Regions from separate parts of the Homo sapiens genome. Here region 2 is linked to region 1. Evidence: read pairs that join two places in POLR2A ChIA-PET (ENCODE). Cell type or tissue: CD4-positive, alpha-beta T cell. All regions are shown on one strand. Each heading gives the region's core, and the rest is flanking DNA. Links, peaks and the distances in the headings are about the cores only.

Region 1 (2,500 bases), core at 1-2,500:
TCCAAAATACTCATTCATCTTGTCAGAAAACCTGCGGTTATTCTTCCCTGCTACAGAATATACCCAAGGACGCACCTGAAGGCTTGCCATTACCTTGCCCTGTCGTGTACTGGGAGGGTGGAGGTGGGCGAGGGTCTCCTCCCTCCCCAGCCCGGCAGCTCTTGCTCATCCTACCCATCTCACCTCATTCCAAGTCCGATCCAGCCTCCAGGCCCAGTCGGCTCACCTGGAACTGACCTCTGACCTCTTTTGTCATCCATGCCGCCCATTTTTTTCTACTTGGTATTTGTGGCATAGTTACCTTTACATATGTTTGTTTTACAGTGATCCTTTCATATTTCTCCAAGTCTAGTGGAATCTTCAACCCCTCGAGGGCAGAGCCAACAGGGTCTATTTCTTTATCTGATCCTACAGCCAACGTAATGGAGGGCTGTGGGTGGGGACTGCGTCTGCCTTGGGGGTAGGTGCCTTTGTTCAGGAGGAGGAAGCTTGAAATGGCGGAGGCTGCACCTGGAGGCCGCACCTGGAGGCCCCAGGAGAGGAGTCAGGTCTTCTCGATCTGCAGATGTTTGAGCCTGGGAATGAAGGAATTGCTGAACTTTCTGAAGGAGCGCCCTCGCCGCGACCAACCTTGCAAACAGGAAAATGAGAAATCCAGGGAAGGCCCAGAGTGACGCAGGGGCCCTGGGACTCGAAGCCTGACCTCCTCACGCCGCGCTTTTTGAGGCCCCCCCGCTTCTCTATTCACCTGTAGTGTGGAGGCGGGAGACCCCCCAAACAATCCCCGATCTGGAGCGCTCCCAATGCCTGCGCGCGCCTGCTGTCACTCTCCGTCTGTGTGCTGAGTTTTCCTACAGCTTCCTGGGCCTCCTATCTGTAAGCTTTTTCTTTTTTTTTTTTTGGTTGTGCTTCAGAGAAACTCACTTTTCACAACTTTCTCCCGGCTCTCCCAGGCCGTCCGAAAGCTCCGGCTTGCTTTCGCCCGGACCCCCGGCTCCCTCCGGGCAGGCGGCTCGGGAGCAGCCCCTTCCCTCCCCTCCCGGCCCCCCGGCCCCGCGCTAATCTCTTCCAGAGCTGGGGGAGGGGCCAGGCGGTCTTCCCGAAGGCGGGGCGCTCCCTGCAGCCCGGCCTGGGCGGGCCCTGGGAACGGGCGGGGAACGGCCTCGCCCCCCGGCCCCGCGCCCCTCGGACCGGAGAAGAGGGGCTGGCCCAGCGCCAGCGTCGGAGCGCCGGCCCCCTCCCCGGGCCGCTCGCAGCCAACCAGGCCCTCCAGCGGGGCCCACGTGACCTGGAGTCCTAGACAAAGAAAATGTTCCCTCCCTCCCCCCCGCCGCCCCCCTCCCCTCCCAGTGGCCCCCTCCGCCCCCAGCCCCATCGCCCCCTTCCCCTCCCCCAAGACGGGCAGCTACTTCCAGAGCTTCAGGGCCGCGGCTCACACCTGAGCGCGACTGCAGAGGGGCTGCACCTGGCCTTATGGGTAGGTTCCTGGACGGAGCCCCGGGGAGACCGGGGGCGGGGAGGCGGCAGGGCCGGTGGGAGGATCTCCGCAGCCCTCCGGGTTTGAAAAGAGTGAAGTATGCCTCCCCGGCCCGCAGCAGCCGCGGCGTCCCGGCCTGGCCCGAGTTCTGGAGATGCTGACTTAGTGCTGGCCCGCCGCCTTCCTGCCCACGAGCCCCAAGGCCCCACTCCTCGAGGGCTCCAGTGGCACCTGGCGCCCTCGGGGGACAGGAAGAGCAGCCGGCCGGGAGCCCGGGCAGTGGTAACTGCAGGCTGGGGCACGCGGAGCTGGTGGCCCAGGAGTTGGGTTGGAGGCAGCTTCAGCTGAGCTGGCAGATGGGTGCCTGGCACTTCCCTGGTGACCTGCGTTTCTGGCTGGGGGACCACGCGGTCCTCAGGGCCCTGCCAGCTTGCGGCCTCTTAAGAGGGACAGCTTCCTCTCCTGCGAGTTCCTGGAAGCCTCCAGGCAGGCCGCCAGAAAGAAGTGGTGGGGGGCGGGAGAGCACGGTGCGACCCTGACAGGGGGCCGGCCTGTGACACCAGGGTAGCCCAAGGCCGCATGGGCTTGGGGGCGGTGGCGCTCAGACCTCTGACCTTTGGAATGGGAAGCGCTGCAGTCGCAGGGGGAGGTGGAGGCGGGACAACTGCCTGAGGAGATGGGACTGGACCGGAGGCAGTAGTCACCGGAGTTCCCGGTGGCTTTCCCAGTCTGGACGGACTCCAGGCCCAGGGGCTTCCGTGAGCCAGCAGGGAGTGGGGAATAGTGTGGTGTCTCTTGAATGCCGCCTGGTTTCTCCGCCCCCCTGGGGGTGAGCAGCCCGCAGCCCAAATGCGAGAGCCTCGAGTTCACCCCTGTTTCTCTTATTGTTTGCCTGGGGAGGAAGGCAGGAGTGCAGAGGGAAAGGGGTGCTTTCCCTACGCCCCAGACAGGCCTAGTCTAGTGAGGCCCCTCCCCCACCCAGCTCCGGCTGCCCCTTCCCCTTTCGTCAGGCCCCCTGCTGCT
Region 2 (9,279 bases), core at 6,780-9,279, 62 kb before region 1:
TCATCTCGGGGGTGCTGATGAGGCTGGGGTTGGTGAGGAAGTGGGGGCGGCAGTGGGGACAGTGTGGTGCAGGGGAGCAGTCCTGAGGCTTCAGGAGATGGTGGAGATGTAGCTCTTTGGTCTGAGAAGGGGCTGAGTGAGCGGGGGTTGGGGTTACGGATGCAGGCAGCACTGACTTGCGCTGCCCATGGGCTGGACGCAGCGGGAATGATGTGTTTGGAGGATTAAACATTTCGTGAGGGTGGGGGGTGGAGAGGGAGGTACCAGTGTTGTAGCTGGTGATGGAACTCTGTGTGGGTGTGAGGAGCTGATGATGGTTATTCTGTGGGACGTGATGATTTCATAGAACAACAGAGGTGGAAAGGCCTCAGCTACACTCTTATTTATAGAGAAGGAAATGGAGGCCAAACGCAACCGATGGCTGCAGTTGGGACGTAAGCCCTTTCTCCCATCCCCACTCTCTCTGTTTAAAAATTCATTTTTATTTACTCACAGTAGTACATGCATATAATTTAAGAAGTCGAATAGTACTAAAACCTCCTAACAAAATGCAGTGATTCCTTGCCTACTCCTACCCTTATCCTCTTCTCAGAGGCAACCGCTTTCGATTCTCTTGGCTGTTTCTTCCAGCAATTTTCATCTCATATTTCTGAGTAAAGTGCATATTTTTGATTCATCTATTTAGACATTTTCCATTGATTTCCTATTTAGTAGATCCTCTTACATGTCCAACCTTTCTGCTCTTCAGCCATCCTCCTTAAATATTGACAGTACTCTTCTTATATTTTTTCAAAAAATTGTTTGTTGTTGATTGTTTTGAGACAGGATCTCGATCTTTGCCCAGGCTGGAGTGTGGTGGCACAATCACAGCTCCCTGCAGCCTCGACCTCCTGGGCTCGAGCGATCCTCCCACATCAGCCTCTCGAGTAGCTGGGACTACAGGCATGTGCCACCACACTCGGCTAATTTTGTAAATTTTTGTAGAGACAGGATCTCCCTGTGTCATCAGACTGGTCCCAAGTGATCCTCCTGTCTTGGCCTCTCAGAGTGCTGGGATTACAGGCATGAGCCATTGTGTCCAGCCTCAAAAATGTTTTGTGCATTTGGTAGCCAGAATAATGGCCCCCCTAAGATGGCCAGGTCCTAATCCCCTGGACCTGTGAATATGTCACCTTACATGGCAAAAGGGACTTTGCAGATGTGATTAAATTAATGACCTAGAGATGAGGGGATTATCCTGGATTATCTGGGTGGGCCCAGTGTAATCAGAAGGGTCATTAGAAGTGAAAGATGGAAGCAGAAGAGTAGTCAGAGCAGGAGATGTTGATGAGGCAGAGAGTACTGTGATGGGAAAAAGACTGGCCATCGCTGGCTTTGGAGTTGGAAGGGGACCACGTGGCAAGGAATGAGGGCAGCCTCTAGATGTTGAAAATGTCAAGGAAATGGATTCTCCTTAGAGTTTCCAGAAAAGAATGCAGCCCTGCCAACATCTTGAGTTTAGCCTAGTAAGGAGAATCTTTTTTTTTTTTTACTACTGACTTGCAGAATTGCAAGATAATTTTTTTTTTTGAGACGGAGTTTCGCTTTTGTTGCCCAGGGTGGAGTACAATGGTGCCATCTCCGCTCACCGCAACCTCCGCCTCCCAGGTTCAAGTGATTCTCCTGCCTCAGCCTTCCCGAGTAGCTGGGATTACAGGAATGCACCATCATGCCTGGCTAATTTTTGTATTTTTAGTAGAGACGGAGTTTCTCCATGTTGGTCAGGCTGGTCTTGAACTTCCGACCTCAGGTGATCCACCCTCCTCGGCCTCCCAAAGTGCTGGGATTACAGGTGTGAGCCACCGCGCCCGGCCGATAATGTGTTGTTTTAAGGCATTAATTTTGTGGTACATACAAAAGTAATTTGTGTGTACATACATGCATATATACATATATATGTACACACACATATATTTGTTAAACCTACACACAGTGTTTATTTTATTATTTCGATAAAACTATTATTCACAGCTGAGCCTTGTGGTGCACTGTAATAGTTTCTTTTCGTTTTTTTTTCCCTGAAGTTAATAATTACCTTGTTTCTCATCTGCCTTATTTTTTTGTACCTGTTGCTAATTCCTACCACAACTTCTAATATAATTTTATTTTTCTTTAACAATACTGTTACCTTAGGACTTCTTTTTCTTTTTTTCTTTTTAACTGACACATAATAATTGTGCATCTCTATGGGGTACAATGTGATGTTTCAATACATGCATACATTGTGTAATGATCAAAACAGGATAGTTGGTATATCCATCACCTCCAGCATTTATCACTTCTTTGTGGTGGGCCTACCACACTTTCCAATAGCCATCAGTATTGCTTTCCACACGGGCAGTCACAGCAGGTAAAAGATGTTTCAGTTCCATTTTTTAAGTTATCTATCCTCTTTCACTCTGGGCTAGTTGCTTTCTAGGCACATTGTAGCTGATGCTCTGTGACTTCCTTTTGTGGTCATCTTTGGAATTCCCATTACTTTCCGGTTGGAATCTCTGTTTTCTGGCTTTCGTGTCCTCCTCATGCTTGGCTCACTCCCCTCATTAGAGCACATCTTCCAGGACACACATCTGTCCATATCAAAATCCATTCATGGCTGGGCACAGTGGCTCACGCCTCTAATCCCAGGACTTTGGGAGGCCGAGGCGGGTGGATCACCTGAGGTTAGGAGTTTGAGACCAGCCTGGCCAACATGGCAAAATCCCATCTCTACTAAAAATGCAAAAATTAGCCGGGCATGGCGGCGGGTGCCTGTAATCCCAGCTACTCGTGAGGCTGAGGCAAGAGAATTGCTTGAACCCACAAGGCAGAGGTTGTGGTGAGCCGAGAATGCGCCACTGCACTCCAGCCTGGGCTAGAGAGCAAGGGTCCATCTCAAAAAAAAAAAAAAGAAAGAAAGAAAAAATCTATTCAGTTCCTGGGTTTAGATAGCAGAGTATGGCCACGAGCGATACCTGTGTAGTTTTGTCAGGTAAAAAGACAGTTCGACAGCAGAGGGCATGGTGATGACGGCACTCGTGCCCCAGTCTCAGTGGGAAGGCTGGCCCTCTCTGGCTCATGCCAGGTGACTGGCATGCGGCCTCTTTTCCCCTTCATCCTGGAGCCTCCCTTCCCATCTCTCCTGTACTGGATCTTATGCGTATTAGAGGACATCTTCCTGTCCTTCCTGGGAAAGGAGCGTGAGGCCTCATATGTCTGAAGATGTCTTTACTAGGGCCCAGCACGGTGGCTTACGCCTGTAATCCCAGCACTTTGGGATGCTGAGGTGGGAGGATCACTTGAGCCCAGGAGTTCAAGATCAGCCTGGGCAACATAGTGAGACCCCATCTCTATTTAAGAAAAAAAAAAGACCCCGGGCGTGGTGGCTCATGCCTGTAATCCCAGCACTTTGGGAGGCTAAGGCGGGCGGATCACCAGGTCAGGAGCTCGAGACCATCCTGGCTAACATGGTGAAACCCCGTCTCTACTAGAAATACAAAAAATTAGCCGGGTGTGGTGGTGGGCACCTGTAGTACCAGCTACTTGGGAGGCTGAGGCAGGAGAATGGCATGAACCCGGGAGGTGGAGGTTGCAGTGAGCCGAGATCCCACCACTGTACTCCAGCCTGGGCGACAGAGCAAGACTCCGTCTCAAAAAAAAAAAAAAAGAAAGAAAGAAAAGAAAAGGGCCAGGCGTGGTGGCTCACACCTGTAATCCTAACACTTTGGGAGGCCGAGGCAGGCAGATCACGAGGTCAGGAGATTGAGACCATCCTGGCTAACACGGTGAAACCCTGTCTCTACTAAAAATAGAAAAAAAATTAGTCAGGCATGGTGGTGGGCGCCTGTAGTCCCGGCTACTTGGGAGGCTGAGGCTGGAGAATGGCATGAACCCCTGAGGCAGAGCTTGCAGTGAGCCGAGATTGCACCACTGCACTCTAGCCTGGGCGACAGAGCGAGACTCCATCTCAAAAAAAAAAAAAAAAAGAAAAGAAAAAAGAAAATGTCTTTATTTTACTCTCACACTTAAATGATAATTTGGCTGAAAATAATTCTAATTGGAAGATTGTTTAAGATTTGGTTTATTCTTTAAGAATTTTGGCTGGGCACGGTGGCTCACACCTGTAATTCCAGCACTTTGGGAGGCCAAGGTGGGTGGATCACTTGAGGTCAGGAGTTCAAGACCAGCCTGGCCAACATGGCGAAAGCTGTCTCTACTAAAAATACAAGAATTAGCCGGGAGTGGTGACGGGCGCCTGTGGTCCCAGCTACTCGGGAGGCTGAGAAATGAGAATCACTTGAACCCAGGAGGCGGAGGTTGCAGTGAGTGGAGATCATGCCACTTCACTCCAGCCTGGGCAACAGAGAAAGACTCCGTCTCAGAAAACAAAAACAAACAAAAAAACCCAACTGATCGGAAGCTCTGAGAATGATAGTGGACTTGTTGGTTTTCAAGTCTACATAGGCTGACCTGAATAAGTCATTTTGACCCCATTTTGGTACTGATGTTGGTATTGGCATCCTTAAACCTTTCCTCTTAGACTCATTCGATTCTCCAGAGAAGGAAATGGTTGTCTGGCTGCCAGTATTCTTAGAGCCCAATCGGGGAATAGCCTGAGAGACTGGACATCAGCATTTAAAATAACCTTCCCGGCCGGCGCGGTGGCTCATGCCTGTAATCCCAGCACTTTGGGAGGCTGACGTGGGCAGATCACCTGAGATTGGGAGTTCGAGACCAGCCTGACCAACATGGAGAAACCCCATCTCTACTAAAAGTACAAAATTAGCCAGGCTTGGTGGTACATGCCTGTAATCCCAGCTACTCGGGAGGCTGAGGCAGGAGAATCGCTTGAACCCGCGAGGCGGAGGTTGCGGTGAGCCGAGATCGCGGCATTGCACTCCAGCCTGGGCAACAGGAGTGAAACTCCATCTCAGAAAATAAATAAATAAATAACCTTCCTCTCCTTGGTTTGATATATCATCTTTGTCTTCAGCTGTGCCAAGTGACTCTGTGCAAAGACCCCCTATTTTATGCCCTCCAGTGACTACAGATAAACCTTCAAACTTGTAGAAGAGGGTCTAGGAATTCACTACTCTCACTCAGCCTCTCGTTTCTCACACAAGCATCCTCTTCAGCCCTAGTGCCAGAGTACCTGGTGCTGTCATATAAGCATCTGTTGAAGACTGTGTTATATATCAGCGTTCACACGCCTGTCTGAAATTTGGCTGTCACAAGTCTGCTTTCCAGATTCCACAATTTTGTTGGTGGTATTCCTTCTCTTGTTCAGCCTAATCTTGTGATTTTATGTCTTAAAAAATCTTTTGGCCAGGTGTGGTGGCTCATGCTTGGAATCCCAACACTTTGGGAGGCTGAGGTGGGAGGATCCTTTGAAGCCATGTGTTCAAGACCAGCCTGGGCAACATAGGGAGACCCTGTTTCTACAAAAAAAAAAAAAAAAAGCCAGGTGTGGTGGTACATGGCTGTAGTCCCACCTACTCAGGAGGATGAGGTGGGAGGATCACTTGCACTTGAGCCCAGGAGTTTGAGGCTGCATTGAGCTATGATACTACCACTGCATCCAGCCTGGGTGACAGAGCAAGAACCTGCTCTAAACAAACAAACAAAAAATGTTTCTATTGCATTGAGTTTAGAAGGTAGTGAGCCTTGGTATGCATATTCAAAGCTTTCAGTTCTTTTTCCACAACAGTTTTATAGTTGACGCAGTGGAGATGGTGATCATATCAGCTGTGATACGAAGATGTTTTCATGGTGGGATTCCTTGAAATTTTTTAAGTGGCTGTTAACAAACATTATTCATGGTCACTGTGGACTCTAAAAGGAGGAAATAAAAGCTGCTTTTCATGGTGGTAGGGTTCTTGGCAAGGGTTTTTTGGTGGCAGTGGTGGTGGCTGTGCAGCCCTTGGCCCAGGTGGGAAGAACGCTTTGGTATCGGAAGCAGCCAGGGCTGTGCGGTGGAAGGACCGATGTGGTGGACACCCGCTGCTGTGTTGGGACTGTGGGCCCAGGAGAGCCCACTCCCCATGGCTGGGCTGCCTGAAGGAAGAATGAAGCGTCTACGGGTAGGTGGGCAATGCTATGTCAAGGTCTGGGACCTTGGCCACCAACTGGGGCCCCCTAGGGTTGTGTAGTACATGGCCCGCCCAGACACATACTGGAGGATTTTAGGTGATGGACACGATTTTGAGGGACTGCTACTGACAGGGCTGGTCCATTGAGCAACACGAAAGGGTTGACCCAGGTCAGCTGCATTTTCTGTGAGGACAGTTTCTGCAGCTCAGATGTCAGAGTCTTGGGTGGAGGAAGGGGAGGAGGAAGAGAATCTTCCTTTCCTTTCCTGTCTGGGGTGTCTGCCCTTGGGGCCAATGCCCTGTGAAGTTCTGCTTTTCCCTCCAGCTTCCTTCCTCTCCAGAGCTTCTCTGAACCTCGCCACACCCGTGGCGGCACAGATGCCCTCTGGGTGTCCCTAAGCCTAGGGCAGCATCAAGACAACCCTCCCGCCCCGCTTCCTTTGTGCCTGGGTCTCCCCCGACTCCATTTGGGGTGCCCTGTCCTTGTCAGCCCCTTGTGTGTCCACTGTGCCTGTGGGGCCGCAACAGCTTCCTTGGCCGGTCAGAGCTATTAATAGAAGGGGTCCTGCTCTCCCATTTCATTGGTGGGGAAACTGAGGGCCGGGGAAGCCTCCGTCAGGAGTAGATCCCACCCCTGCGGACTTTGGGCTCAACGTTCTTTCCAATCAGACTCTGCCCCTCTTAGCTTCTGACCCTTTCGAAGGTTTTTGTTTTAGTGTGGCTGGAGATGTCTGTGGTAACAAATGGGGAGTGAGGCTTGACAGGGAATCACTGGCTGCTAAGGGCTGGCAGCCGAGTGCTTCTGGGTTGGACCAGTTCTCTTTTGGGATCTTCAGAGTTGCTTCTGTGGTGTGTGTTGGGGGACGTGAACCCAACCCCTCAGAACTTTAGTGTCAGAGAGATCTGGGTTCATGCCTCTGATGGGTCCTGGCCTTGTTGATCTTACCGTCACCTGTAAACTGGGCACGGCACAGCAGCTGCCCAGATGCAGAGCACGAGCCAGGCCCTGAGTGGCATGTGGCCGATGGAGCTGCTCTCCGCTGCCGTCCACCCTCTCGGGACCCGGGCAGCAAACCTTCCTTAAGCCCAGCACTGCGCTGTGCCTAGGGGTATGGGGAATGGACGCAGTGCACCTGGGCTGCCTCAGGGCTCAGCTGTGGGGCAGGTCCGCTTCAAGCCTTTCTGGGTTGACCTGATGGAGCTCTTCCTGTCCTGGCCCTAAGAAGCTCCTCCTGCCAGCTCCTTCCTCCCACTACCCCCTGGGGCACAGCCAGGGCTGGGGCACCCACTCCCAGGCAAGAATGCACCCCTGGAGAAAGGGGCTAGGCCTGTAGGAGAGCCAAGCCTGTGCTTTCTCCCGGTCCTGGTTTTCCAGGGAGCCCTGACTGGAGGGGGATGGGAGGAGAAGCCCAGGAGGGAGGGGGAGCTGGGGAAGCAGAACCAGGAACTGGAAGGGGAAGGGTGTGGGTGGGCCCAGATCCAGCCTGCCTCCCGCTCTCCCTTGCCTGCCAATCCCCTCCTGGGCCCTGGCACACTCAAGGCAGGGGCTTGGCGGCCGCCTCCTCCGGGGGTGGGGAGCAGGGGAGCTCTTGTGTGTCTCTGAGTGAGGGGGCTGAGACAGCAACACCCCCACCCCAGCTGTGGCCTGAGCTGCAGGCTTTGTTATTTCTCTGGCTTGAGGCCTACACCTGGAGCAGAGGGAAGAAAAGCCCCTAAACTCAGCCGTGTGGGTTCAGAGGACCCCTCAAGCCCACCAACTCTGCAGGCAAATGAGGCTGGTTCATGGGGTGGGGGAGAGAGCAGCCTCACTCCTGCCTCAGTGTGGCCGTGGCCTGTGGCCTTGGCCGTGGCCGTGGCCTCTCCCTCCTAGGCCAGAGCCAACCAGGCCTGCAGCCTGAGCTCAGACCTCAGCTTTCTCTGGGCCCAGGCACCGGTCCTGAAGTGAGGTGACATTCATTTCACTACATCCTGTGACTGCACTCACTTCCTCCACGTGGCGGGAGGTGTGGGGGTGGGGGTGAGGACAGATTAGAAGGAAAACGTAGCTGGGCTAGGGGCCTCTGGGGGAGGCTGGGATTTCCCAGGGGCTGGTTGGGGTGGGAGGGAGGATGCGGGAAGCTTTCAAAGGAGAGAGAGGCTGTGAATGAAGAGAAGGGAGGAGGCGGAGGCAGCTGGAGGTCCCAGAAGTGGCACCCATTGGCCGCAGCGACACGGAGGGGAGACTGCTGCCACTCCAAGGCTCTCAGAGGCTGCTGGGGTAGGAGGTGGCCCTGAAGGGAGCCTGCCTCGGTTTCTCTGCTCTCTGGGGTGCTGGTGAGGCCAGAAGGAGGAGCAACACCCCAGGCCTCACAGGCCAGGTGTGGCCCTGGGCTGAGGGCCTGACCCAGGGAGGGTGGGGTGCTCCGCCCCACTGATCCTCTTCTCTCCCCCACAGGTGGAGCCATCGAAGCCCCCACCCACAGGCTGACAGAGGCACCGTTCACCAGAGGGCTCAACACCGGGATCTATGTTTAAGTTTTAACTCTCGCCTCCAAAGACCACGATAATTCCTTCCCCAAAGCCCAGCAGCCCCCCAGCCCCGCGCAGCCCCAGCCTGCCTCCCGGCGCCCAGATGCCCGCCATGCCCTCCAGCGGCCCCGGGGACACCAGCAGCTCTGCTGCGGAGCGGGAGGAGGACCGAAAGGTGAGCAGCGGGCTCTGCTGGGGACCCTCTGGCCTGGGAGAGGGAGAGCCCTGTCCCTATGTGATGACAGCCGGCTCCTCATACTGAGTGCATGACCGCATCACTCAGTGCTCACGACAGGGTGTGGGACCATCACATCCCTGTTTGGGTGATGAGGAAACGGAGGCTTGCAGAGGTTCAATTCTGGTGATGGAGCAGGCATTTGGTTCCAGGACCCAGGCTTTTAACCACCATGGCATTCGCACAGTGGCTCAAAGCCCAGGTCTGTGCCATTGTGAGGGTTCGGCCTCACAGAGAGTCCCAGAACCTGGATTCCTTCTCGGACCCGCCTCTTACTAGCCGTGGGCCTTCACGTGAATCACTTTCTCTCTCAGCTGCCTCTGTTTCCTTAAGGTGTTCAGTAGCTTCTAGGGGACCAAAGACAAGTTCTGGGGTGGGGCACGGCAGACACGAGGCCGCGGGGGCCCACCCTCCCACACAGACGGAGGC

Evidence for each region. ChIA-PET counts read pairs that join two places held together with the same protein. Peaks named below come from ENCODE experiments on the same cell type or tissue, not always from the same donor. Only the 100,000 strongest peaks of a DNase experiment are listed, where the experiment ranks them.
Region 2: POLR2A ChIA-PET joins it to region 1 with 11 read pairs; 11 of 35 experiments call an interaction of 5 or more read pairs at or near these places.

The regions. Positions count from the first base shown.
Region 1 is chr2:25,251,171-25,253,670 of GRCh38, reverse strand. The region is part of intron 6 of DNMT3A (DNA methyltransferase 3 alpha); the gene reads left to right. Among named protein-coding and RNA genes, the nearest start is that of LINC01381, 48 kb to the right of the region's middle. RefSeq lists an enhancer at 1-266 and silencers at 1,073-1,222, 1,393-1,612, 2,343-2,412. In CD4-positive, alpha-beta T cell, for the core only: no CTCF peak of the experiment used is centred there; DNase peaks (open chromatin) are centred at 1,260, 1,650 and 2,370; H3K4me3 peaks cover 1,877 bases; H3K27ac peaks cover 376 bases.
Region 2 is chr2:25,313,424-25,322,702 of GRCh38, reverse strand. DNMT3A (DNA methyltransferase 3 alpha) reads left to right here. Exons shown (of 23, transcript NM_022552.5): 2 at 8,542-8,790. The coding sequence starts at 8,719. Among named protein-coding and RNA genes, the nearest start is that of MIR1301, 11 kb to the left of the region's middle. RefSeq lists enhancers at 1-611, 8,152-8,915, 8,916-9,279. In CD4-positive, alpha-beta T cell, for the core only: a CTCF peak has its summit at 9,277; a DNase peak (open chromatin) is centred at 8,122; H3K4me3 peaks cover 1,503 bases; H3K27ac peaks cover 2,396 bases.